Regions from separate parts of the Homo sapiens genome. Here regions 1, 2 and 3 are each linked to region 4. A link is a contact called in ENCODE Hi-C or POLR2A ChIA-PET data. All regions are on one chromosome and are shown on one strand. Each heading gives the region's core, a stretch centred on a gene start or an enhancer-like site at or near the end of the contact. The rest is flanking DNA. Distances are from core to core; before and after follow the strand shown.

The links. A loop is a pair of places that touch in the nucleus more often than their neighbours do. ChIA-PET counts read pairs that join two places held with the same protein, here RNA polymerase II (POLR2A). Pooled maps may share reads with other maps.
Region 1: a map with no recorded cell type shows a loop between it and region 4 (10-fold over the local background). The contact joins the enhancer-like site here to the promoter of SHPRH in region 4. A Hi-C loop is called at or near these places in 1 of 37 single-sample maps with no recorded cell type and 6 of 50 pooled maps. POLR2A ChIA-PET finds 5 or more read pairs at or near these places in 1 of 52 experiments (activated T-cell).
Region 2: a map of naive thymus-derived CD4-positive, alpha-beta T cell shows a loop between it and region 4 (9-fold over the local background). The contact joins the enhancer-like site here to the promoter of SHPRH in region 4. A Hi-C loop is called at or near these places in 1 of 168 maps with a recorded cell type or tissue (naive thymus-derived CD4-positive, alpha-beta T cell), 1 of 37 single-sample maps with no recorded cell type and 8 of 50 pooled maps.
Region 3: a map of CD8-positive, alpha-beta T cell shows a loop between it and region 4 (29-fold over the local background). The contact joins the promoter of SF3B5 here to the promoter of SHPRH in region 4. A Hi-C loop is called at or near these places in 3 of 168 maps with a recorded cell type or tissue (B cell and CD8-positive, alpha-beta T cell), 1 of 37 single-sample maps with no recorded cell type and 18 of 50 pooled maps.

What each region holds. Positions count from the first base shown.
Region 1 is chr6:147,318,144-147,324,345 of GRCh38, forward strand. The region is part of intron 16 of STXBP5 (syntaxin binding protein 5); the gene reads left to right. Among named protein-coding and RNA genes, the nearest start is that of STXBP5-AS1, 120 kb to the left of the region's middle. Within about 2 kb of position 4,453, at least 7 of the 41 ENCODE cell types and tissues checked have a DNase peak (open chromatin) inside an H3K27ac peak, as active enhancers do.
Region 2 is chr6:144,340,002-144,346,326 of GRCh38, forward strand. All of the region lies in intron 2 of UTRN (utrophin), which reads left to right. Among named protein-coding and RNA genes, the nearest start is that of UTRN, 58 kb to the left of the region's middle. RefSeq lists enhancers at 1,760-1,939, 1,960-2,099, 2,120-2,179, 5,033-5,533, 5,534-6,034. Within about 2 kb of position 4,855, at least 18 of the 41 ENCODE cell types and tissues checked have a DNase peak (open chromatin) inside an H3K27ac peak, as active enhancers do.
Region 3 is chr6:144,093,964-144,100,216 of GRCh38, forward strand. It overlaps SF3B5 (splicing factor 3b subunit 5), which reads right to left and starts at 1,610. Exons shown (of 1, transcript NM_031287.3): 1 at 921-1,610. The coding sequence starts at 1,534. The coding sequence ends at 1,274. RefSeq lists an enhancer at 1,360-2,059.
Region 4 is chr6:145,962,050-145,968,918 of GRCh38, forward strand. It overlaps SHPRH (SNF2 histone linker PHD RING helicase), which reads right to left and starts at 2,309. Exons shown (of 30, transcript NM_001042683.3): 1 at 1,682-2,309. RefSeq lists enhancers at 1,826-1,955, 2,066-2,285, 2,197-3,184, 2,736-2,785.

The DNA of each region.
Region 1 (6,202 bases), core at 3,203-5,702, 1.4 Mb after region 4:
ATTCTTTTCCTACCTGAAGAAAAAACACCATCAATGCACTGCTTTCTCATGACAAGATAGGTCAGAGGAAATAGTACTGACAGGAGAAGCAGTACTGTTTGGACCAGAGTGACAAGACCTCTTACCTTGGCTTTCTAGGTTAAAGTTAAAGGCCAGCCTGATAGGTGAGTCTTTGTCCTCTGTTCTTAGAAAGGCCTTTTTTTTCCAGTTTTTTTACTGACTGAAAGAGCAAGGATAATAGTTAAGGCAGCAACCAGCAGCAGCTGTTAAAACCAGCAAACCAAAATGCAGAGTACAACAGTACCCAAATCCATTTTAAAGGTAATACTGACTTCGTTCTGCAATTATGAGTTTTCTTTATTGTTCATGGACCTGAGATTATGGTATGGCCATCTTTCTTGTTTGGGAGGACTTTTCATACTTGTGATGGAATGTTATGGCACACTATTAATCTTTTGTAATTATTTAATGGAATGTCACTTAATATAAGAATTCCTTTTAAGCTGCTGGTTAGTCCCAGTAGACAGAGAGTCTCATTAGCCAATCCATTAATGATACATGTGAGGAGAGTCCTTTTTGTTGTTGGCATTAATTGTTATCTTTTGTGTATGGATACACTTTGCCAATCCTGGGATATACACGCAATAACATCTTAACAGTTTTTTCTGAATCCTAAAATAACTAATGACTGTGATTTGATGGTTTTTTTTCCTTTTGAATATCACTGTGGAACTCTAGGTATTTTTTATAGGCAATTTGTTTTAACTTACTGAATTTAATCAACTTAACGTGATTTTGTCACAGTTTTCTAGAGGGAGCTTCTTTTAAGTTGGTGTTTGTGTCTTCTTAACACCACCTCAGAACTTTGTGACCATCCTTAATTTCTGTCAAGATGTTCTAGACTTGCTTTGAATACTACTTGCCCTCACAGGGTAACAGACCAAAATATGATCTTTAGAAATGTTTGTAACATTATTTTTAATAAGCAGTATATTGTTATAGTAGACCACCTGGTGACAAGAGCTAAAAAAAATGGGGGGGTTGTTTTTTAAAAAACAGTCATTAAAACTCTTTTATTTTTCATTGAGTTTTTACATTACTATATAATGTAAATAAATAATTTTAAATCTCTTACCCAAACCACTCTTCTCCTATAATTTGATTAGCCTGGAATTATTCCATTTAATATTATTTATCTGTTAACAAAAGTAAGTCCAAAATTGTAGTATTAAAATTACCACTGATAGTAAAACACTAGATGAATAGTAAAATATAACATGACAGCTGTCCTTTAGACCTTTGAGCATATGACAAGTGATTCATAAGGCAATTACATTGTTTTGAGTTACTTTAATAATTTTTCTTCTGTTTTGGTTTTTTGTAGACTAACCTCATGTATAATAAAACTTTATAACAACTAACCTCATGTATAATAAAACTTTATAAATTCATTTTATCTTGAGACTTAATATTTTAAGGGACAGTTCTTTTTGGAAGTAGCGTTTGGTGTCAGATAGAGGTAAACTGCCCTGTCAGTATGTTTTATAAAATGGATGGAACTTTGAAGCAGTTCAGACTTTAAAGACACACATAGGAGATTCAGCCAGAGTCCTGTCACCTGTAATTGCTTACTAGAATCTACGAAGGAGCCCAGTAATTATACTTCTCTTTACCTATCTGGATTCTTTTTTTTTTTTTTTTTTTTTTTTTTTTAAAGAGACAGGGTCTCGCTCTGTTGCCCATGCTGGAGTACAGTGGTGTGATCACAGCTCACTGCAGCCACGACCTCCTGGGCTCAATCAGTCCTCCCAACTCAGCCTCCCATGTAGCTGGGACTACAAGCGCACACCACCTTGCCCAGCTAATTTTGTAGTTTTTTATAGAGATGGGTTTTCGGCATGTTACCCAGGGTGGTCTCAAACTTGGAGGCAATCTGCCTGCCTCGGCCTCCCAAAGTGCTGGGATTACAGATGTTAGCCACTGTGTCTGGCCCCCATCTGTATTCTTAACACATTAAGAAATAAAATAATTTCAGATGGTGACTAAAAATATCACCTTAATTATTGTTAAAGGTAAAGATGCCAACTAGCACAAGAGCCAGGTAGGTTTCCTGGTACTGACTGACCTGTATACAGAGATAGCCTTATCCTCCCAGTCGTGGCAGTATTAAGAACACTGCCTTTGCAGCAGCAGAAAAGAAAATGCATCCCCTGGGCAGACTTGCTCCCAAATGAACACAGGTTGAGGGGAAAATGAGAGGGCTACATTAATTATTTCCATATTTACCGGCTACATAGGGACTCTACCATTCCTGGGATAGAGTTAGAAAGAGGGTAGAGAGAAGCCCAGGAGTTCCACTGACACTCAAGAAAATACAACAGATGTGGAGAAGCAGTCCTGCTAATTTGAGTGTGTGTGTGTGTGTGTGTGTGTGTGTGTGTGTGTGTGTGTACACATGCTTGATTTTTGTTTTTGGCAGCCATGGGGGGTGGTTTGGCTGGTCACATAAATGCAAATTCTTACTAACTTTAATAGATAATGTTATATATTGTTACATCAAGTTATACATTTAAATTACAACATTACTTAAAATTTTAAGTATTGATTTTTAAAACTAGAAATATAAACAAATCATAGTAAAAAATATCATAAAGTAATGGCTCTATTGATACAGTTATGGTTATTTTGATCCTTTTTCTGGATTTTAGAGAAAACCCAAGAACAAGAATGCATGGGAAGATTGTAAACATAGGGATTGCATGATAACTATTTCCTTTTCTTCAGCCATTATCTTAAAATTAATTTGTTAGTAATAATAATTCTCTAGTATTACCTTACTAAAGGACCAATTTTTGGAGACAGAGTCATGAGAGAGATAACTAGTCTTTTAGTAGAATATTGTACAAGCTAGTGAAAGACATAAAGTACAAGTTTTGGACATTTTTGTCTAAAATCTATATATTAGTGATTTTTTTAAAAATCACAAACAACTTATACCTCATTTTTTTCTTTTAATAGTCTTCAAATAAATGCAGGTATTTATTAACTTGACATTGTTTTGGTCCACAGTCCTAGAGGCCAGTTTCTTAAAGTAAGAAGTATAACAAAAATTGATGTTAAAATATAATATTGAGGCTTTTTTCATATAAAATGCCTTTGTTTACAATTGGTTTATTTGAAGAAACATTTTAAAAGCAGCTGTTTAAGACCAAGGAAGGGGATTGATTGAGACCAGGAGTTCAAGACCAGTCTGGATAACATAGTAAGATACCATCTCTACAATAAAGTTTTTTAAAAAATTAGCCAGGTGTGGCGACATCACCTGTAGGCTGAAGTGGGAGGATTGCCTGAGCCCAGGAGTTCAAGGTCACAGTGAGCTATGATCATAGCTGCACTCCAGCCAGGGTGACAGAGTGAGTTTCTGTCTCTTAAAAAAAGAGGTAAAAAAGAAAAGGCAGCCGTTTGACTTGTTTCTTTTAGCAATGAAATTTTATGTTTTTGAATTATTTTTATTGTCCCTTTGCAAGGTACTTGCTCAAACAATCATTTTGAAACTGTGAGGCTCTACGCATCACTTTAACATTTAAAATACGTTTGTACAAATTATGGAACTCTTTATAAAACTTTTTCCTTAAAAAGTAAACAAATCAACTTGAATATATTAAAAACATTAAAATTATACCATAACCATTTAGAATAAAGCATAACACCCTCTTCCCATTTCATATTTTTAAAATGTAACTTACCTGCTTTCATTTCTTGGCTTAGGTTTCTCATCCTTTACCATTTTGCATCATGTTTGGCTGCCTTTTTATTTTTACTTAAGAACGTTTTTTTGTTTCCTTATACTAACTAAAATAAGAATTCCATGAGTTCTGTGTGTCCTGGTCACTTAAATCTTAAATGTGCCCATATATGTACTTCTAAAATTATCCCTGGAATGCCTGGTTCTGCTCTTGAGAATTTGTCGTGCACATTTAATATGCCAGAGGGAGGGAGGACACTTCCTTGACCCTAACCTTCTATACCTAATTCATAGAAGTAGAAGATAGACCACTCAGACCCTTCAGTCTACTCCTGTGTCAAGGCTGACTCTGGGAAGAAATGAAATGCCTCAGTTGTTACTCTGTCGCTTGAGATGGAGAGCTGTAGCTGATTAGTGGGTATTTCCCTAAGAATAATTCAGAAATTTTGCATCAGCCAGTGTAGAGTTCTGAATGCATTGCCTTGCAAACCTTGACCAGCCAGAAGTGAACTGTAGTTCAATTCGTATAAGCAGTGCCCTCAGTGATTCACATTTACCCTGAAGTCTGAACAACTTTCGCTGTTTCCTAGCATGTATGTCATCAAAACACGAGGTGCCATGGTCTTCCACATTAGAAATACCAACTGAATAATTCAGAAGGGTTCTTACCTCTGAGTTTGGTGGCAGGAAATTCAACATCGAGTAGTCTTCCTGCTGTTCTCTCACACACTGTCATTTCAAGGCAGAAGCCTTAAGAATTGCGGAAGTAACCAGGCTTTGCATATGTTTTGCTACAGCAATTACTAGGCAAAGAGTTGTGCAATCAAAAATGTTTTTAACTTAAAGTCATAGTAGAGTTTTTTACAATAAAAGCAGTCACACACTAAAATTGTTCACATTTTTTAAAAAAATGTGCCTTTCAAGTACACTTGAAGTTTTCTGGTACAAGTATAGCAGGTATTGTTTCAGAAGGTCTCACACTCTTTTAAACCCCTCTTTATCTCTTCCTTTCTAAAATCCTAATGACAAGTTTAGTTCAGCATGGATTTAACTATTCATGAGGTTTGGGAATAGGTAGTCATACCTGCTGACTAGTTTCACTTGTAGTTCTCTACCATCATCTCAAACTTAACCCCATGGTCTCCTAAAACTACCTCTTTATCCCTCCCTCCCTCCCTTCCTTCTGTCTGATTGTACATTCACTGTTTCTTCTTTTCTTCCTCTACCCTACCTCTACTCAACCTCCAATTCATTCAGTAAATATTGAGTACCTCTTTTGTGCCAGTGTTAAAAGTATTAATAGCTGCAAGGTTTCTGCCTTCCTGAAATGTAAAGCCTTGTCTGTTCTTACTCCATTAATGTGTTTCAATCTCCCTTTTTCTTGTTTCACATCAGAATCACAGGAACTTCCCAATTGGTGACCCTGTTCTACTTCGTCTTACCTATGTTCACCAAATTAATCTTCCCCAGATATTTCTTATCAACCTTCATTGGCCTTTAATTCTTCTTTTTTTTTTTTGGAGACGGAGATCTCACTCTGTCGCCCAGGCTGGAGTGCAGTGGTGCCATCTCAGCCCACTGCAACCGCTGCCTCCCAGGTTCAGGCGATTCTCCTGCCTCAGCCTCCCGAGTAGCTGGGATTGCAGGTGCTCACCACCACACCCGGGTAATTTTTGTATGTTTAGTAGAGACGGGGTTTCGCCATGTTGGCCAGGCTGGTCTCGAACTCTTGACCTTAAGTGATCTGCCCACCTCGGCCTCCCAAAGTGCTCTGATTATAGGTGTGAGCCACTGCACCCAGCCTGTCTTAATTCTTTAATAATGAAAATATATTACCTTTGTCTAATTTGACCATCTGCAAAGTACTTTTCATAGGCAGTCACAAGTTCCTCACATTGTGACTAGGTAGTAATACTCCCACTTTCTAGGTGAAAAGACAGCTGGTGAGTAACAGAATCAGTACTCAAAGTCCACCTTGCTGAGAGTTCTTTCTACCAACATCAAACCTTTGTGGACAGGACTTGAAGACCCTCTAAAGTCTGGCCCTGGCCTGTCTTGCTGTCTTCTCACTTTTACTACACACTCCTACCACTGTGGCCACACTTAACACTTATCAATCCTTGAACATGGGTTTTCTGTCTGTGTTCTGCAAGAGCATTTTTTGTAGCATTATCCAGCAATTATTAAAAAAGAGTCTCTGCGAACAAAAATACTGTCACCTCAAAGTCAAGGTAGATTTGTTTTACAGTGAAAGTAGGTGCACACACACACACACAAATTGCTCATATTTGTTGTAACTCATTTTTTTAACTTGTTTTTGGACAGTTTTTCGTTATGTTACTTCATGTTTTTAAGTTTTGTGGGGTTTTTTTTTGGTTTTTTTTTTTTTTTTTTTTTTTTTGAGACAGAGTTTCGCTCTTGTTGCCCAGGCTGGAGTACAATGGCGCGATCTCGGCT
Region 2 (6,325 bases), core at 3,605-6,104, 1.6 Mb before region 4:
ACTAGAAATATAAAAATTAGCCGGGCATGGTGGTGCCCACCCATAATCCCAGCTACTCGGGAGGCTGTGGCAGGTGAATTGCTGGAATCTGGGAGGCGGAGGTTGCAGTGAGCTGAGATCACACCACTGCACTCCAGCCTGGGCGACATAACAAGACTGCGACTGCGTCTCAAGAGAAAAAAAAAGAAGAGTTATAAAATGGAGAGCTCATGGGAAGTGCCATAACTTGTCCTTTGCATTTAGTCTCCCTGGTGTTGGAGGGTGTGGTTTGGCTCTAGTTCTTGTTGGTAGCTCTGCAGGGCGAGGTATAGTTGTATTAGTTAGGACTGACAGTTATAATATGATGTTCAAAGCCAAGAAGGTTTACAGATAACAGGGAAGAATGAAGAAGATGTGTACCCTTCATGGCCAAGGTCAGCTTGCCTGGATTTTGTGGGGCTGATGCTGCTGGGTGTATATTTCCTCCGTGGAGAGAGGATTAGTTTCTGAATTCCTTTGCTTCCCTCTCTAACTTCAACATTACCTCCTGTAGTTTCAGCTAATTTGTTCTGTAATTCTCTCTCCACTCCAATTCTTTCTTTCCTTTTTTGATGAGAGTAGACCTAGGCTGGCAGCCAGTTGCTATTGAGCTATAATAGAGCTAGTGGTATGAACAAAATTTGATTACTGCTGTCAACACTAGATTGAATAAGAAAGCGCATACCCTAGACAGATACTTGCAACATAAATGGTCTATTGATTTCACAAGAACTAGAAAATGAGGCCACCGTGTAATCTAGCAGAAGAATGGATCTGTGAATAGAGTGGGTCCTGACATTGCACAACAGTTTTCAAAAGCGCCCCCCTATTGATCTTTTTAGAAGAATCTTCAGATAAACTGATTTTAGCTTCTGATTTTCCTCACCATCAAGTGTTTACAGAAACTTCAATGAAGCCTTTGCACTTGTGTGTGTTCAATGGTTTGCTTTTCCTACATAGAATCTAGTTTGGAAGTTATATTGGCTGTTACAGACCTTGTTTGCTCCTGAGCTATCATGATATTTCCACTTAGCTTAATATGAATGTTTTAGAAGTTTCCCACTATGGAAAGTTCTATTTGACATATGAAAGTTCAACGGTCAATTTCATAGTCAGCTCCACGGCAAGAAATAAATAAGACAATGGATTACAGAGTATAGCCTTGGGACATGGGAAATTTTTTAGAAGATGGATGAGTCATATTATTAATACATGTTGCAAGGCCCAAGGCCTTACATCAAAAAATAAGGAAAAAAGTTTTTATTTTTTAAAGTTAATAGCCTTCTGATATTTTCTTTGTTGTACTTTGTATAGTTTTTGTTCTGTTTAGTTTTGGGGGGATCAAAAAATAAATCCTAAGATAGAATGTTTTAGGAAAAAGGTAATTAACATCATTGTACATGAATTTGCTCAAACACAGTAAGGTCTGAAAAAAAAAGATCTCTTTGATGTTGATTTGTTTGAATAATTACTATTCTCCCAGTACTGCACTTTTGAGAGGGAAGGAGAAATTGTTGCTAGTGTCTAAATTTTAACTTGTCTTCCTTGGCTACCTTCAAAATTTGAGATCCTTAATCTTAAATCACATCTGGTCTAACAATTCTTCCTATAAACAGTTATGACTATTTACTGACAAAAGGCTGCTTTTATTGTGCCTGTTTCTATTTCAGAGGAAGACACATAAAGACAGGTGGAAAGAACTGATTTGTAAAGATTGAAATGTCATATTTACATTCAGAATTTCATTTCCTTACCAGTTTTCAGAAGAACCCTTTGGTAGAGGAAGCAGGGCCAACTTCTTTCACAGCCTCTTACTATAGATAGAAGTATGAAGGCCAGCAATATTTAGCTGGTATGAACCCATACAGCTGTACCAGGAACAATGTTGAAAGTCTTTGATTCCTATTGGAAAATAGCCACTGTTAAAGATGGACACCTTCAGGACCTCACTTCAGCATTGTAGCCAGTATCCGTTCTGACTAGGTGGTGCCCACGCCTCACTGGCTGTTCTGTATTTTGAATATTTAGTCCTGATTCTAGAAATGACATTTTTGGGCTATGGATAAAAGATGGGTTTCGATAGCCATTAAGGAAATGCAAATCAAACCACAGTGAAATGTCACTTCATACCCAGCAGGATGGCAATAATAAAAAAGACAAATAATAACAAATATTGGTGAGGATGTGGAGAAATGGGTATCCACATACACTGCTAGTGGGAATGTAAAAGGATGCAACTTTGGAAAGCTGTCTGGCAGTTCTTCCAAAGGTTAAGCATAGGGTTGCCATATGACTCAGCAATTCTACTTCTGGGTACACACATACACACACACACACACACACACACACACACACCCGCCACACCCAAGAGACATGAAAATGTATGCCCACATCAAAAACGTGTACACAAATGCTCATAGCAGAATTATTGATATTAGCTGAAAGATAAAAACAACCCAAATGTTCATGAACTGATAAATACATAATAAAATATGGTCTATCAATACAATGGAATATTTTAAAAATAAATGAAATACCCATACATAATACAACATGCATGGACTTCAAAAGCATTATGCTAAGTGAAATAAGCTAGTCACAAAAAACCATATACTGTATGATTTCTTTTATATGAAATGTACAGAATAGGTAACTCTATAGAGACTGGAAGTAGATTTTAGTGGTTGCCTTGGGCTAAGGGATGGGGGTCGATTGTGGTGATGGTTGTAGAATTCTTTGACAATACTAAAAATCATTAAATTATACAGTGTAAATGAGCTAATTGTATAATATATGAATTATATATCAATAAAGTTTGATGCAAAAAAAGATCAATGGGTATTGACTATGGGACATCATCTGTATCACTGTGCTTTTCCCGGTCTCCCTCCCTGTGACAGTCCTAGAAGACAGGTGAAGTCAGCCCGTCCATTTTACAGATTTGGAGACTGAGGCTTAGAGAGAGAGAGAGAGTATTTTGCCAGAGTCATACAGCTACTAGTCTAAGGAAAATGCAGAGATGAGGAGGAGGAGCATAGGGGAGGTACTGTTAGTTTCTCTTTTCTGTATCATAGTACAGTAGCAGGATGAGAGACACCTTTGAATTCAAACCTGTGTGTATCCTGACAAAGATACATATTCTATGAAAAGTCTTTGCTAATAAGTAGAAGATTTCTATTTCACAACAAGCAAGAAAAAGAATGAGAGAAGGACTAGAAAGTAGATGTGATCATATGAATAATGATTTTCCTTGCTTTTTGCATGTATGTGGTGGACACATGCAGAAGTGACAGCAGGAGTTCGAGACCAGCCTGACCAACATGGTGAAATCCCGTCTCTACTAAACACACACACACACACACACACACACACACACACACACACACACACAATAGCCGGGCATGGTGGTGGGCACCTGTAATCCCAGCTACTTGGGAGGCTGAGGCACAAGAATGACTTGAACCCAGGAGGCGGAGGTTGCAGTGAGCTGAGATCATGCCATTGCACTCCAGCCTGGGTGACGAGTGAAAAAAAAATAATGATAATAAAGAGAGCAAGGTGACCACAAAAGAGAATAGGCTGGAAAAATTTGTCTAAATGGTGGCCTCTTCTCTTATAGCTGCATATGGTTAAGTTTATTTTTTCCCTAGTAGCGAATTCTAAGGGATGAAGAAGAAATCCTTTTCAGTTTTACTTCCCCAAGGTGTGTATAACTACTATAGTGAAATAATAAGTCCAATTTATTCTTTGAAGTATAGTTAATATGTAACGAAACTCCTAAGGCCAGTTGTATACCCAGGGCAAACGCCTTCTAACATCTTTATTTATCTACGCAGTGGGTAGGGAGGTGGGTGGAGTGCCCCTTCCCAGCTGATACTGTCAAAACAGGAAGCAAAGTTATAATCTCTGTCATAGGAACATGAATAGAGGCCCTTAGTTGTGACTATTAAAAAAACAAAAAACCTGCCTAAGGAGTTTTCACTGACTACAAAGTGTAACTTCCTCTCTGGTGTTTAGAGGAGGTGGGGTTAGGTTTAGTCAGATCCTCTCATGGGAAAAATAAAAGCCACCAAAAAAAAAAAAAAAAAAAACCCAAAATAACACAGGACATCCCAGTGTGCAGTTCGAAGGCTGCTTTTGTTGTCCACTTCCTCCACATCTTTTTCCTCATCATCTAAGCAGATGTAGGTGATGAGCGGCCTGGCAGCCACCACGTTTCATTGGAAAAAGTGCAGATTGGATTTGCCAGGGCATGTAGCTCTCCAGGCTTGCAAGCGATTACCAGGTAAGTTTGTCAACTTGCACGACTCCCAGCCAGTGAGGTTTTCTTAAGAAACGTCTATGAAGACAGGGTTCTTTCATTCAGTTTTGTTAAGTAACAAAGCTTAGGACCAGGCTGGTGACGGGAACAGACAGCCTGTCTTTCCTGCTGCCACGTCTGTTGTGGACCCTCAAGAGTAGAGACCAACGCTGTCTGCTTCACACTTCTCTTCAGGAAGTGATAATTCACCAGAGTTATTAGTTTCTTTGGAAGAAGCCTTCCAGGATCCCTATATTTGTGGTAGCAAATATGCTTCACTTTACCTCCCTGTATTTTCAAAATAGCTTACTCTGTGCTGTTTACTGCCATCTAGAGAAGAAGCCTCCTTTGTGGTGTTGAGTATTGGTAGACCTCATCCCATATTGTATTTGATTTACTCTGTTGGCTAAAAAGGCATTTTACTTCTTGAAATATTTAGTTTTGACCTGAGAAAGGGGAGAATAAAACGTTTGTACTTTGGGGGACAGTATGAGTGCTGGGGTTTCTGTTTCAGTGCAGGCTTGTCTATGAGACATGCATATGCATAACTTCATGCAGGGAAAGTGTCGTGCACTTTTCTCTCGCTGAAGTTTACTTCCGGGGTGACTTAGTTTTTCTGATCAGTTTAGATGTTCATATCTTGTTTAATGTATACATGTGTGTACTGGTTGTATGAGCTTTTGGAGGGGAAAAACCCCAAGTGATGTGTTTTATTCGATCATACATATCATGCATGAATGTTGTCACTATGAAAAAACTTTGAGACTGGTTGGTTTTCTTTTTCAATGTTTTCCTTTCTTGTGGAATTACTCTTTCCCTCTTAATGTTTTCCTTCTTAGCTTCAGTGAATGAGGTGGTAAGGGGTTGTAGCGTTGTCTCTGCAGAGCAAATTCAAACCAAAATGATTGGAGCAGCCCATATTTTCTTAGTGAATTGGGTTTCTTGAACAAGTGGCATAGGAGACTGGTGTGCTACAATTCTCATCATTAACTGTTACTTCTTTCTTAAATAACCATGTGATCCCAACACAACATCAAAATACCTCTCAGGGACCTGAATTAAAACTCCACGCGGGCCAGGCACAATGGCTCATACCTGTAATCCAAGCACTTTGGGAGGCTGCGGCATGAGGATCACTTGAGGCCTGGAGTTCGAGACCACTCTGGGCAACACAGGGAGATTCCATCTCTACAAAAAATTTAAAAATCAGCCAGGCATGGTGGCATGTGCCTGTGGTCCCAGCTACTTAGGAGACTGAGGTGGGAGGATAGCTTGAACCTAGGAGTTTGAGACTAGTGAGCCACGATCATGCCGCTGCATTCCAGTTTGGACAACAGAGGGATACCTTGTCTCAAAAACCTGCATAGGGGCAGCAATTGCAGGCTTGTGGCCTTTCGAAGATTTCCTTTGATTGTCACTAAATCCTCTCTCTTTCCCCACCATTAAGAGTCTCTGTGGTCAGCTAGTCTTCATCAAAGGGTCTTGCTACAAAGGGTCTAGGGTAACCTTAATGATTGAAATCAGAAGACAGCTAGAAGAAAAGTACAAACAAACCTTTAAATAATAAGCAGGCTTTGGCCGGGGGCGGTGGCTCACGCCTGTAATCCCAGCACTTTAGGAGGCCAAGGCAGGCGGATCACCTGAGGTCAGGAGTTCTAGACCAGCCTGGCCAACATGGTAAAACCTTGTCTCTACTAAAAATACAAAAATTAGTCGGGCGTGGTGGCACGTGCCTGTAATCCCAGCTACTTGGGAGGCTGAGGCAGGAGAATCACTTGAACCTGGGAGGTGGAGGTTGCAGTGAGCCAAGATCACACCATTGCACTCCAGCCTGGGTGAAAGAGCAAAACTCTGTCTCAAAAAAAAAAAAAATAAAATAAAAAAGCAGGCTTTTAAATGAGTAGCTACAGTGTTAAATATATTTAAATGCTGTGCTGGTTGAGTTCTGGTTCATTTAGATAACATTCTTTCCTGCCCTATGACCAATCAAAAGGCTTTAGGAAAATA
Region 3 (6,253 bases), core at 360-2,859, 1.9 Mb before region 4:
GTTCAAGACCAACCTGGCCAACATATCAAGATCCATCTCGTGTTTTTAAAAACTAAAATTAAAAAAAACCACAACCTTCCAATGGCTCCTCAGAGGTTCATATATTGTCCTACAAGACTCTACTCTGTTTTCCCCTCCATTACCTGTCCCTCTACTTTTCCCCTTACTCACTCCCTCCAGCCATGCTTGCCTCTTTGAAGTTCCTCCAATAAACCATACATACTCCCAGCGTTAGTACCATTGCACTGGCAGTTCCCTCTTCATGGAAAGCAATTTCTCCAGTTTTCCGCATGGCCATTTCCCTCATTTTCCTGAAGTCTTTGCTCAAATGTCACCATCTCAGTAACTTGTGCATCATATTTAAGATTACAGCCCTACCAGCTACTCCCACCCGCACCACATACATTGTTCTCCCCTCCCCGCAGCATCTTCTAACATTTGCTTATTACATCTAGTGTTTGACCTCCTTTCTCCACCACCAGCATAATGTAAGCCCCAAGAACACGGGAAAATGCCTGTCACATAGAGCTCAACAAATATTTGTTGAATGTAGAATGGATGAACTCGCTTGCCAGCTTGTCATTTCTGGAGACATGGCCACAAATTCCCAAGAAAAAAAAAAGGATGCATTTTAAAGAGGCTAGGGAGGACAATGACAGCAAAGACTGCAAAGAGTTTTAAAACAGGAGAAAAAGAAGATGGGATACAATAACCACAAATTTCAATACTGAAGGCATTGTGGGCCTGAAAATAACGCTCTTGGGAAAAGTGGCAGTCGGGGAATTAATTATAAAGGTAGACACGGCGGATCTAAGTGCCTGGCCATGGACACTGGCATGCGCTCCCTCACCCAAACCCACTTCCCGCTCAGCTCTTTCCGGAGCCTTCCACCCTAACACAGAAAGTTCACACCAAGAGACTGAACGATTTCTAAACTTTATGGAAAAAGCCAATGACAATCAATTAGCCAAAAACGAGACGCCAAATCCCATCTCACTCCAGCGCCATGCCCTCTTCTCAAACGCTCGCCGGCTCTAGGACCTCTCCACCAGCACAGTTCTCAGGAGTCCTGCTGGTCTCCCAGTGCTGTTCTAAGGGTCCACATGAAGGCAGGTCAGGCGGGACTCCCCGGGCAAGCACTTCTGTACGCGGAAAGCACGAGGCGCAGGAGCCATGGAGAGCCGGTCCTTTGGAGACAGGAATACTTAAGAGGATTGGCAAACCGGAGAAACGCTGGGAGAGGTGCCCCGCACTGCGGTGGTAAGGCAGAGTCTCAGTTCTCCTCGGGCTTGTCGGCTGGCGGTCCACAAGGCTGAAGCATCTTTTCCATCAAGTTGAAGCGGACTCGCGCTTTGCTCTCATTCTCCGCAATGGCGAAGTAGTTGAGAAGGTCGAAGTGGCCCATGTAGGAGCAGTACGAGTCGCGGTGTTGGTTCACCAGCCACTCCCACTTGGTGGTGTCGGCGTGGCCCGTGCCGATGTACTTGGACTGCAGGTGCTCCAGCTGGCTATGGATGGTGTAGCGGTCAGTCATCTCGCCGCTTTCCCCTTCGCTCTCAGGTCAGAGGACGCAGGTAACAACTCGCCGCTCTAGCGTTTTACAGGAGAGTGAAGCCACCGCGCGGAAGCTCCAGGTCCGCGCCGTCGCAGAAGAATGGCGTCACAACGACTAAGTAGCGTAACTCTCGCTCATAGGGCTCAGAGGCGGAAGCGGAAGCACATTCTGTCACGCAATTGGAGTTGCTGAGGCGACGCAACAAGTGTGCCTCCCCCCTCCATGGAGATCCCCGCCCCATCAGAGAATGTTGCATGATGGTCCACTTAGTGGCTAAGGGAGGCCCTTTTCCAACAAGGAGCGTTGCATGCTGGGACTTGTGGTCTTGGGAGTTCGTGCACGCAGGCTTCCGGGACTCCTGGTCGCGTTCTGTTGTTTGTTTGTTTGTTTGTTTAAGACGGAGTCTTGCACTGTTGCCCGGGCTGCAATGCAATGGCGCGATCTCGGCTCACTGCAACCTCCGCCTCCTGGGTTCACGCGATTCTCCTGCTTCAGCCTCCCGAGTAGCTGGGATGACAGTTGCACACCACCACGCCCGGCTAGTTTTTTTGTATTTTTAGTAAAGACGGGGTTTCACTGGTCTCGAACCCCTGACCTCGTGATCCGCCCGCCTCGGACTCCCAAAGTGCTGGGATTACAGGCGTGAGCCACCGCGCCCGGCCCCTGGTCGCGTTTTAAAAGTGATCTGGGGACCTAGTGGAGGGCGATGTCTGGAGGTGGGGAGCATCCGTGGGTGGCTTGGGGCTGATAGGAAATGGGAAACCCAAGAATGACTGGACTACGAGCAGCCCCGAAAATAAACTCTTGGTGTATTTCGGAGCCGTCGTGGCGGCACGGCCGTCCCTTCACAACCGGGGATGGATTACCCAGAAGTCAGCAGGCGCCAGTTCTGGTCCCAACTATGTCTCTTAGGAGTTTGTGGCATAAAAGAGTTATTTCAGCTCTAACCAGGGTGCTTGGTGAGCAAGTACAGCACCAGTTCCCACACATTCCGGCTTCCACCTCAAGCTCCTCCTTCCTCTCTAGCCACTTATTTTGATATCCTCCCTCCAAGGCCTCACCTCACCCTACTTGGCTCTTCCATTCAGTGGGTTTTGTGGATTCAACCAACCTGATTGAAAATATTGGGGGAAAATATCAGTCTGTACCGAAATGCAGACTTTTTAAGGTTATTATTCCCTAAACAATACAGTATAACAACTATTTACATAGCATTTACATTGTATTAGGTATGTTAAATAATCTAGAGACAAACTATACAGGAGGATGTGCGTATATGCAAATACAAGCCGTTTTATATCAGGGACTTGAGCATCCTCTAGTTTTGGTATCCATGGGGGTCCTGGAACAAATCACTCACGAATACTGAGGGACAACTGTATTTCTCCATGTTACCTGTTGTGTCCATCCCCATTTCCTTGTACAAGCTATTCCCTCTACGTGGAATGTCTGTTCCCTTGGTGAACGCATCTCCCTTTAAAGGCAGCTCAAATGCATCTCCTTAGAGTTTTCTCTGGCTGCTCCAGACAGATGTAAACTCTCTTTCCTCTTTGCAAGTTATACGTCTCTTCCTTATTATTGCTTTATGTCCTACTGTTTGGTTTAATAACTTCCTTACATGGGTAGAAGCTACTTGAAAAAAAGATCCTTTTTTTAAAAAAAAAAAGTCCAAAACAAAAATTTGATAAATGGATAAATTATTACAACCGAAGAGAAGGAAAACTTTACTGGGAAGGAGATAACTTGAAAATAATTTTATTCTGCTGTTTAAACTTCGTTATAACAAATGTTTCACTCCTAAAATGTAAAGAATTTTGCCAGGCATACTTGTGGGAGATGTATCAAACCTTAACATTTTGCCATTTTTCTATGGAGCCTGTTTTTTTGATTGCTGAAAGTGTGTATCCATGCACAATAGTTGTTTTTGTTATGCAAGTTTTAAAGCTCTATATAAATAACACTCCGTCTATATTGTTATAAAAGTTGCTTTTTGCCCTTGTCAGTATTCATGTTACATGTTATGTAACTTTAGTTCATTGTTTACTGCTATACAGTATGTCACTTAATTAGTATAACATAACATGTCCACTCTCTCAATGATGGGCATTTATTTTCGTATTTTTGTTATTAGAAACAATGCCGAAATAAATATTCTTATACATGTGAAGGTGTTTCTCCAGGGCAGTGGTCCTCAACCTTTTTGGCACCAGGGACTGGTTTCGTGGAAGACAATTTTTCCACGGACAGGGGTTATGGCAATGGTTTCGGGATGATTCAGGTGCATTACATTTATTGTGCACTTTATTTCTATTATTATTACATTGTAACATATAATGAAATAATTGTACAACTCACCATAATGTAGAATCATTGGGAGCCCTGAGCTTATTTTCTTGCAACTAGACAGTCCCATCTGGGGGTGATGGGGGATAGTGACACCAAAAGTATGTTGCTTATGTCCAGTCTACTCTGTAATCTCGTTTTGGTTGCTATCACTGCAGAAAACCCTCATTCACATAGATAGGATGTTGGAAATGGAAGCAGACTTTTCTGTGCTTTGGTGCCAATCTGAGGATATTCCACCTTGACTCTAATCCAGAACATACGGAGATTTGAAGTTGTCTCAAACATACTTTTAAGCCACCATTATTTGCAGTCTCAAGCAGTTGATCTTCTAGCACGGGCAAAGTTGATTCACCTGGTTTTTTCACAAATGCGTCATAGATCCATTCCTTCCCAGTTCAGAGGTCTTTTGTAATTGGGAAGTAATGCCCAAACTCTATTGAATGTAAGACAGGTGATCATGCACCGGCTGGGAGAAAGAAGGCCCTGGCTCAGTCTCTTTCAAAATCTCTACTAATGTTTGAAATGTCAAAAATCCCGGTGTTGACTTGTAACCCCCATAATTCCAGTTGGATTTGAATGCAGCCACTTTATCTGCCAACTTGAACACAGTTGTTCTCCTCTAAAGTGACAGATTGAATTCTCTGAGCAGGTTGAATATGTCACACAAGTAAGCAAGTTTTGCCACCTATCCTGTGTCACTGAAATGTGCTTCCAGTGGTGACTATTTTTCTAAAAGAAATCTCTGTAGCAGCCCTCCTAACTCAAAAACTCTGGCCAGTGATCTACCTTTAGAAAGCCATCTCACCTCTGTGTATAAGAAAGATGAATGCGCTCTGTGTCCATCTCCTCACAGAGCTGTGCAAACAGACGTGAGTTAAGGGCATGTACTTCAATATAGCTGATAATTTTAATCACATCCTGCAAAACGTTGTGAAGTTCAGGTGACATTTTTCAGCTAGCCAGCATTTCCCCATGGACGACACAGTGCACAGACACATTCAGAAGCAACCTCTTTGACCCAAGTAGTGAAACCAGAAAGCTGTCCAGTCATGGCAGTTGCTCCACCCATGCTTATACCAACACAAAATGACCAATTCAGTTTTCTTGATTTGTAGTCATTTAAAGACTTGAATAGTTCTGCAGCTGTGGTGTTGGCTGGCAACAAAAGTACACATAACATAGCCTCTTGCACATCCTCCTGAAAATATATTCACAAAAACAAGCGTTGTTGCCTTGTTGTCAGGATTGGTAGACTCGTCAACCTGGATTGTGTACCATGGTGACTTATTAATCCTCTCTAACAATTATGCCTCAATATCCTCTGCTATTACATCAGTTTGTCTAGTTGTGGTGCTAGCCAAAGAGGAATGTGTGCCTTCTTTTGAACTGCAGCCTCTCCTAAAAGTTCACAACAGATGTCCTTAGCAGCAGGGAGGATCAACTCTTCACCAACAGTAAAGGGCTTCTTAGCTTTAGCAATGTGGTTAGCCATTGACTGATGTTCTCAGTACAGACACACTTGATGCGGTAGTGGCCTTCAATAATTGCTTCTGTTTGTGTTCATGTTTTTTTCTTTTGAAAAACTCCAAAACCTCGTCTTTTAATGCAAGTTGCTTGGTCTCCATGTGGTAAAGCGGTTTTGAGGCTTTCATAGTTTCGGTGGATAGAGAGTTACCAAGTATTCTACAAAATGAGCTTGGAGAATGTGAATTACTTGTTGCAAAGAGTAATTTAAGTAGGACCCTCGGTGTTTTCTTTTAAATGCAGCTTTCTTTTCACTGTCAGTCTTAGAGTCTTCTATCTCATCATTGGGTCTTTCTCCTTTTTCAAAGAAGCTCTCTAGTGATGTTTGTTTTTTACTTATTTTGGCTGGGGTTAGCTTGTGTGCTTACCAAAACAGTGGCTGAGACAAGTGCTGGAAAGAAGCATGGATGGAAGTGGTAAATAATGGGTGGGCCATCCACAGACTAAAATAAGTGTTGAATTGTGACTTAAAGCCTGCCACCAGATGCAGCTGTATAACTGAAGTACATCAATTCACTTGCCACTATAAAGCCTGCCACCAGATGCAGCTTAATTGCTACTTACCACTCATTGACAGGGTTTTGATATGAGTCTGGAAGCAATTGATTTATTATGGTCTCTGTGTAGTCAAACCTCTGCTAACGTTAATCTATATTTGCAGCTGCTTCCCAGTGCAAGCTGCAATAAACACCTCAGCTCCACCTCAGATCATCAGGCATTAGATTCTTATAAGGAGTGCACCACCTAGATCCCTCACATGCATAGTTCACAATAGGGTTCAAGCTCCTATGAGAATCTAATGCCACTGCTTATCTGACGGGAGGCGAA
Region 4 (6,869 bases), core at 1,059-3,558:
TTTGGGTAAAACGTAATTATGTGAAGTTTTCTATATGGACCGCACTTTTACTGTCTTGTATTTAAATATAAAAGCCTTTTGCTTGAATTGCTTTTATGCCTGTCTCCATCCCAATCTTCCCTGGAAAGGCTTCCATGACTAGAGAAGCTGAGTTAAGGGCCTCTCTCTCCTCGATCCCAACTGCTAGAGTGTTCACTTTGAAAGATGGGCAGGAGTAGTATCCTATTCAGTGTTGTACTCCCAATGCCAGGTCAGTGCTAGGAAGTAAAGACATACAAAAAGGGTGAAACAAAGATCTCTAATTCCGTGGATGTATTCCCTCCTTTTGAGGACCTAACGATACTTTACTCTTATTTCTTTTTGGAGAAGTCTCTCTTATCCACATTCTAGAAGACTATAGGTAATATGAAACTAGTATTTCTGAGAAAAATGAAATACTAGAACGAGGCAGGGAAAACTGCCTGAACTGTATCTTTAACAGAAAACAAGGATGGAATGCTAGAAAAATAAACATAAAATGTTACATTACTAAGACAATCCAACAAATGAATAACACAACTTAAATTCACATTTTTTCCCTCCAAAATATTATTTCCTCTTTAAAAGATACACACAAATCTTGAATTACAACAAATCCATGGTAGATCTGGGTTTAGGCTATTAAGGGCAAAAAGGATTACATACTTGCCATATTCCTGTCCAAAATGTTGTGTTATGGAAATGAAGCCCACTCATTACTAAGTACTAGGAAGCTCTTAATGACCCAGGGTTAACATAATCTTTTCCTTTTCTGTAGAAATAATTCCAGCAAGGTGAGAGTATTTTCTTCTACTGAATGCTAAAATATGCTAGTTACATAAACTTTAAAAATGCCCTCATAAGAAGCTTTTTCACCAGCAAATTGTTTCCCCTAAATCTTACTGGCCTAAACTCTTAATAATAAAAGTTTTGTTTTAATAATTCTGTAAGTCCAGCTCCTTTCGGGTGGACAAAGAGGATATACAAGAGCATCTCTCAAAAGTAAACTATTTTATTCTCAATTGCCAGCTTACTGGTTAACTGGTCCTTTAAAGCTCTAGAAAGTGCAGGTTATCGAGCACAGACATAATCATTACAATACTGCTCAGGACTGCTCTGTCTCCAGCATGTTTACTAATCATAAACTAAATAGTCTTTTTTGTGACAGTAGAGATATCATGGATCGTTTCTATTCAAGAGTTTCATCATTCCTACTAATGCCCACTGGAATAATTTAAAGTAACAGTAATAACTTTATCTTATTTTGTTCAGAAAAAGCCCCAAGTTCCTTAAGTTCCTTAAGTACAAGTTGGAAGGCATCAAACATCTCGGATTTCTACCTCGTGCTAATGTCAAACTACTTGGAAAAAGGGCACAAGCTTCCTGGTCATTATTTAACTGATCATTATACAGTGACTATTAATCATCAAATAACACCCTATCTTCGTTCATAAACATAGCAACTACCAGTCAAACTGTACAATGTCAAAGAGTGGTTCTGAATTCGAATGTAATTAATCTGGCTCCAAAGGTAACGGAGAACTTTGAGTGGGACTGAGAAACCTCTGCCTCCCCTTTTACTAATACAATGCCGCGCACAAAGAAGGGAGGCGGCGACCCAGTTCCAGCCTCCGGGGGTAGATCTGCGGCGCACGGTACCCACTCAGTTATCTTCCGAAAGACCCACAAGCGGCTCCCGGAGTCTGAGCGGGGCTGTCAGCGCCGGATCGCTCCCAGCAGGCCGAGCAAACAAGCGACCGCGAGGCCAAGGAGCGTGACGACGGACTCCCGGATCCTAGTGTGTTGGACGCTCGAGACAAACACCGCAGGCCCCAGTGCATGAGGAGAAGCACAGCCTCCTTTCCCACGACCCCACTTTATCCCCGGAGGGACGTGGTGGTCCGAAGTTCGCTAGTCCGGGATCGGGAAGAGGTGGGGAAGACTCGCGCAGCGGCTCCCTCTCAGCCCTTGAGCTTCCCGGGCTCCAGGACAACCAGCGTCCTCCCTCCCTGGTCCCGGAGGCCAAAGACCACCTCCCTCCCTCCCTCCCGACCTCTGACCCCTGACCTTCCATCACCCAAGCGCCTACCCAAGCTGGTTCTCCGAGCCTCTTGAGTCTGTTTGCACCAGGCCTGCGCTCCTCTACAGACCCAGCAGATCACGGGCACGCATTCGCCACCCACCGAACATGGGCTTGAGGTGGGCACGAGCGCTTTTTGCCGGAACGTGTAGGGGTCCCCCGGGAGACCCAGAAACCACAGCGCCTAGCTGCCGGGCGCGCGCTGTAGCGTGGGGTCAAGGCGAACGCGCTCGTCAGAGCACCCCGCCCCCTTTCTCCTGCGCTGGCTTCATGAGTCTCTTCTGCGCAAGTTCACACTGTTAAAAACTTGCTGAGGATACAGTGGAGTCTCGCGATAGCTCTGCCCCACGCCATTAGAGAACACAGGATGGCCGAATGCCCGAAGTAGGGGGCGGGGCTCCCCTTGAAGCGAAGGGCGTGTGTGATTTGTATCTCTAATAAAAAGGCAGGGGCCAGGAGCGGTGGCTCACGCCTGTAATCCCACCACTTTGGGAGGCCGAGGCGGGCGGATTTCCTGAGGTCAGGAGTTGGAGAACAGCCTGGCCAAGATAGCGAAACCCCGTCTCTACTAAAAATACAAAAATTAGCCGGGCGTTGTGGTGCGCGCCTGTAGTACCCGCCTGTAGTCCCAGCTGCTCGGGAGGCTGAAGCAGGAGAATGCTTGAACCTGCGAGGCAGAGATTGAGTAAGCCGACATCTCCCCACTGGGTGATAGAATGAGACTCCGTCTCACAAAAGAAAAGCAGAAAAGAATTCTGCAAAAGCATCTATTTTACTGCTATAAAGCAGCCACTAAGTAGGTACGAATAAAGCTTCTCCCCCTCAAAAACAGACTTTAAAGGGAAATGTGAATAAATATTCAAAGATGAGAGAAACTATTAAATACATGTGTTGCGCTGAAGCTGGCCTTCCACTATTGGTCTTTTTTCCTCTCACCTCTTCCTCATAGAAGTGACCTTAATGTTGGAATAACTCTGAGAGGCTTCAGGGTCAGGAGCCTGTGAAATAACCCTCAGGAAACACTGGGGACTCAGTACTTAGTTAGTGAGTACCTAATAGCAGCTTTTCTGCTGTGGAGGCCTTTTGGGTTGTGTGACCACAGAAGCACTTGAACTAAGTTCTTGTCCAAGTGAATATCGGTTGTAGTTGTGTTAGACAGTCCAGGGTAGTCCATATTTTACTTAGTATATTCCTTTATCACAGATACGAAGCTGTTTCCATAAGCAAATCCCCGCCTCCTTTTATTTTGCTTCCCTTTATTGTACTTTGCAGATAATATGTTTTCCTATAAATTGAAGTTTTTTGGCAACCTTACTCAAGCAAGTCTGTCAGCATCATTTTTCAAGCAGCATGTGTTCACTTGCTGTTCATCTGTTATGGTGATCTATGATTAGTTATCTTTGATGTTACTATTGTAGTTTTTTGGGAGCATTACAAACTCTGCTCATAGAAGATGCTAAACTTAATAAATGTTGTGTGTGTTCTGAAAGCTTCACTATTGGCGCCTGTCTCTCTTCCTCTCTTCAGGCCTCCCTATTCTTTGAGACACAACAATATTGAAATTAGGCCAATTAATAACCCTACAATGGACTATTAAGTGTTCAAGTAAAAGGAAGGGTGGCACATCTCTCACTTTAAATCGAAAACCGAAGGAATTTAGTGAGGAAGCCATGTCAAAAGCTGAGATAAGCCAAAAGCTAGGCCTCTTGTACCAAAGTTAGCTAAGTTGTGAATGCAAAGGAAAAGTTCTAGAAGGGAATTAAAAGTGCTACTCCAATGAAAACACAAATGATAAGAAAACGAAACAGCCTCATGCTGATATGGAAAAAGTTTTAGTGGCCTGAATAAAAGATAAAACCAGCCTCAGCATTCCCTTAAGCCAAAGCCTAATCCAGAGCAAGGCCCTAACTTTTTTCAGTTCTGTGAAGGCTGAGAGAGGTGATGAAGCTGTAGCAGAAAAATGTGAAGCAAGCAGAGGTTGGTTCATGAGATTTAAGAAAAGAAGCCATCTCCATAACATCAAAGTACAAGGTGAAGGAGCAAGTGCTGATGTAGAAGCTGTGGCAAGTTTTTCAGAAGATCTAGCTAAAATAATTGAAGCAGGTGGCCACACAAAACAACAGATTTTCCATGTAGATAAGACAGCTTTCTATAGAAAGAAAAGGCCATCTAGGACTTTCATAGCTTCTAAGCTTCACAGGACAGGTTGACTCTCTTGTTAGGGGCTAATGCAGCTAATGACTTGAATTTGAGGCCAATACTCATTTATCATTCTGAAACTCCTAGGGCCCTAAAGAGTTATGCTAAATCTATTCTGTCTGTACTCTATAAATGGAACAATGAAGTGTGGATGACAGCACATCTACTTAACAGCATAGATGTACAGGATATTTTAAGCCCACTGTTCAGACCTACTGCTCAGAAAAAAAAAAGATTCCTTTCAAAATATTACTGCTCATTTATAATGCACCTGGTCACCCAAGAGCTCTGATGGAGATGTACAAGGAGATTAATGTTGTTTTCATGCCTGTTAACACAAAACCCATTCTGCAGCCCATGGATCAAGAGTAATTTTAACTTTGACATCTTATTATTTAAGAAGTAATAAGGCTATGGATGACATAGATAGGAATTCTTCTGATAGATCTAGACAAAGTAAATTAAAAACTTCTGGAAAACATCCACCATTCTGTATGTCATTAACAACATTTGAGATTGGTGGGAGAGGTCAAAATATCATTAATAGTAGTTTAGAAGAAGTTGATTCCATCTCTCAGGAACTCAAAGTCTCAGCTTTGAAGGGATTGAGACTTCAATGGAGGAAGTAACTGCAGATGTGGTGGAAACAGCAAGAGAGCTAGAATTAGAAGTGGGGTCTGAAGATATGACAGAACTGCTGCAATCTCATAGTAAAACTTTAATGGATGAAGAGTTACTTCTTATAGATAAGCCAAGAAACTGGTTTCCTGAGATGGAATATACTCCTGGGAAGATACTGTGAACGTTGTTGAAATGACAGCAAAGATTTTAAAATATTTCATAAATTTAGTGGACAAAGCAGTCCAGAGTTTAAGGGGATTGACTTGAGTTTTGAAAGAAGTTCTACTGTTGGTAAAATGCTATCAAAGAGCAGTTCATATCATGGAGGAATATTTTGTGAAATAAAGAGTCAATTGCTGCAGCCAACTTTTTTAAGCAATATTTTTTAAGCAAGATTTTTTTTAGCAATACAATATTTTTTAAGTTAAGGTAGATACTTTTTTTAGACATAATGCTATTGCACACTTAACACACTACATTGTAGTGTCAGTGTCACTTTTATATGCACTGGGAAACAAAAAAAATATCCTGTGACTTACTTTATTGCAATATTTGCCTTATTGTGGTAGCCTGGAACAAAACTTGTGATATCTCCAAGGTATGCCTATAGATGGAAATCAGTTACCTTATTCCAGGATTTATGAGGCAAGCTGGAAAAAGTAGTGCTAATGCTGGAACAGTGGGCAAGTAGGATCCTCCTTCCTTGGCAAACCAATCATTTTATCAAATACAAGGTGATGTAACCTTGCTTCTGAAAGTGTAATTTGCAACTTGCTATTTAAACATATGATGTGCTGAGTAAGGTTATCTTTGATAGTTTTATGTCACTTCTCATCATTGGAGCAGATAATTAGGCCCAAAGTTTGGCTGAGTCTATCCAACTAGTGCTAGGCAGAAATATTTAAAAATAAGCACAGCATCATTTCACCTTTGTTCACCTTGATTGGGGTAATTTATATATGTAATCATGGTAATGTCCATGCAAGATATTAAACTTCAGATCCAGTTGTCTGTCGTATGGAGATGCAATTTCAACTGTAGAGATGGAATTCTGTATACTACCATTCAGTGATTAGAATGAAACAAAATTCTTTTAAATTTTCCAGTGTTCAATCCTATATTTACCAAATGCTCTGCCTATTCTTTGAAAAATTTCTCTCTGGAATAATATTTTTCATCAGAGCTAATTTCAGAAAACATGGTTCATGATTGCACCTTGGCTCTCTGGCAGCTCCCAGCTGTGAGACACCTGTTCACCCCTGAGTACACTGAGTTCATCCACCTATTAGATGCTAGTGATCTAATGACATTCCGCAAATCAGAATGAACTGATTGGACATCGTGCATCTTGACAGTGAATAACTCAGTGTTCACGGAGTTCATCTGCTCCTTCTTGAAACTATAACATGAGATCAGTCAGACCACTTTCTTCCTTGTATGGTCTCACTAGCTTTAGCTGTAGGTTCATTTTCTTTTAGGGACAGTGGCTTTATTCTAGCCATACCCCTAACTGGGGCATCTATTTTACAAATGAATATTCTAAGTTGTTCTCAAGGAGGAGGACTAGTTGAGAGGGAGTAGAGGAGTTAAGACAAATTTAACTCCCTTTAGGGACAGAAACAAGATAAATGATGATTTATCAGTGAAGAACTTTATATTTTGCAAAGCCCTTTTATGTTTATTTTTTTATTTGATCCCTAGACTAGTAATAGGCTTTTAAAATTTCCATTTTACAGGAGAGCAATCTGAGACTCAGAAATTTGGTAATTTGCCACAATTTAGCTGTAAGAGAACAAGAGGACCTAAAACTCTTTATTCCTCTGTCTAGGCTATTGTCTCTTATTACTAAATCATGTTGTCTATCAAATAAAAATATACAACTTAGTCCTCAAACTTACTAAGTAATCATGGGCAAACTGAAGGCAAGAGGTGTGTCATTACTTAATGACAT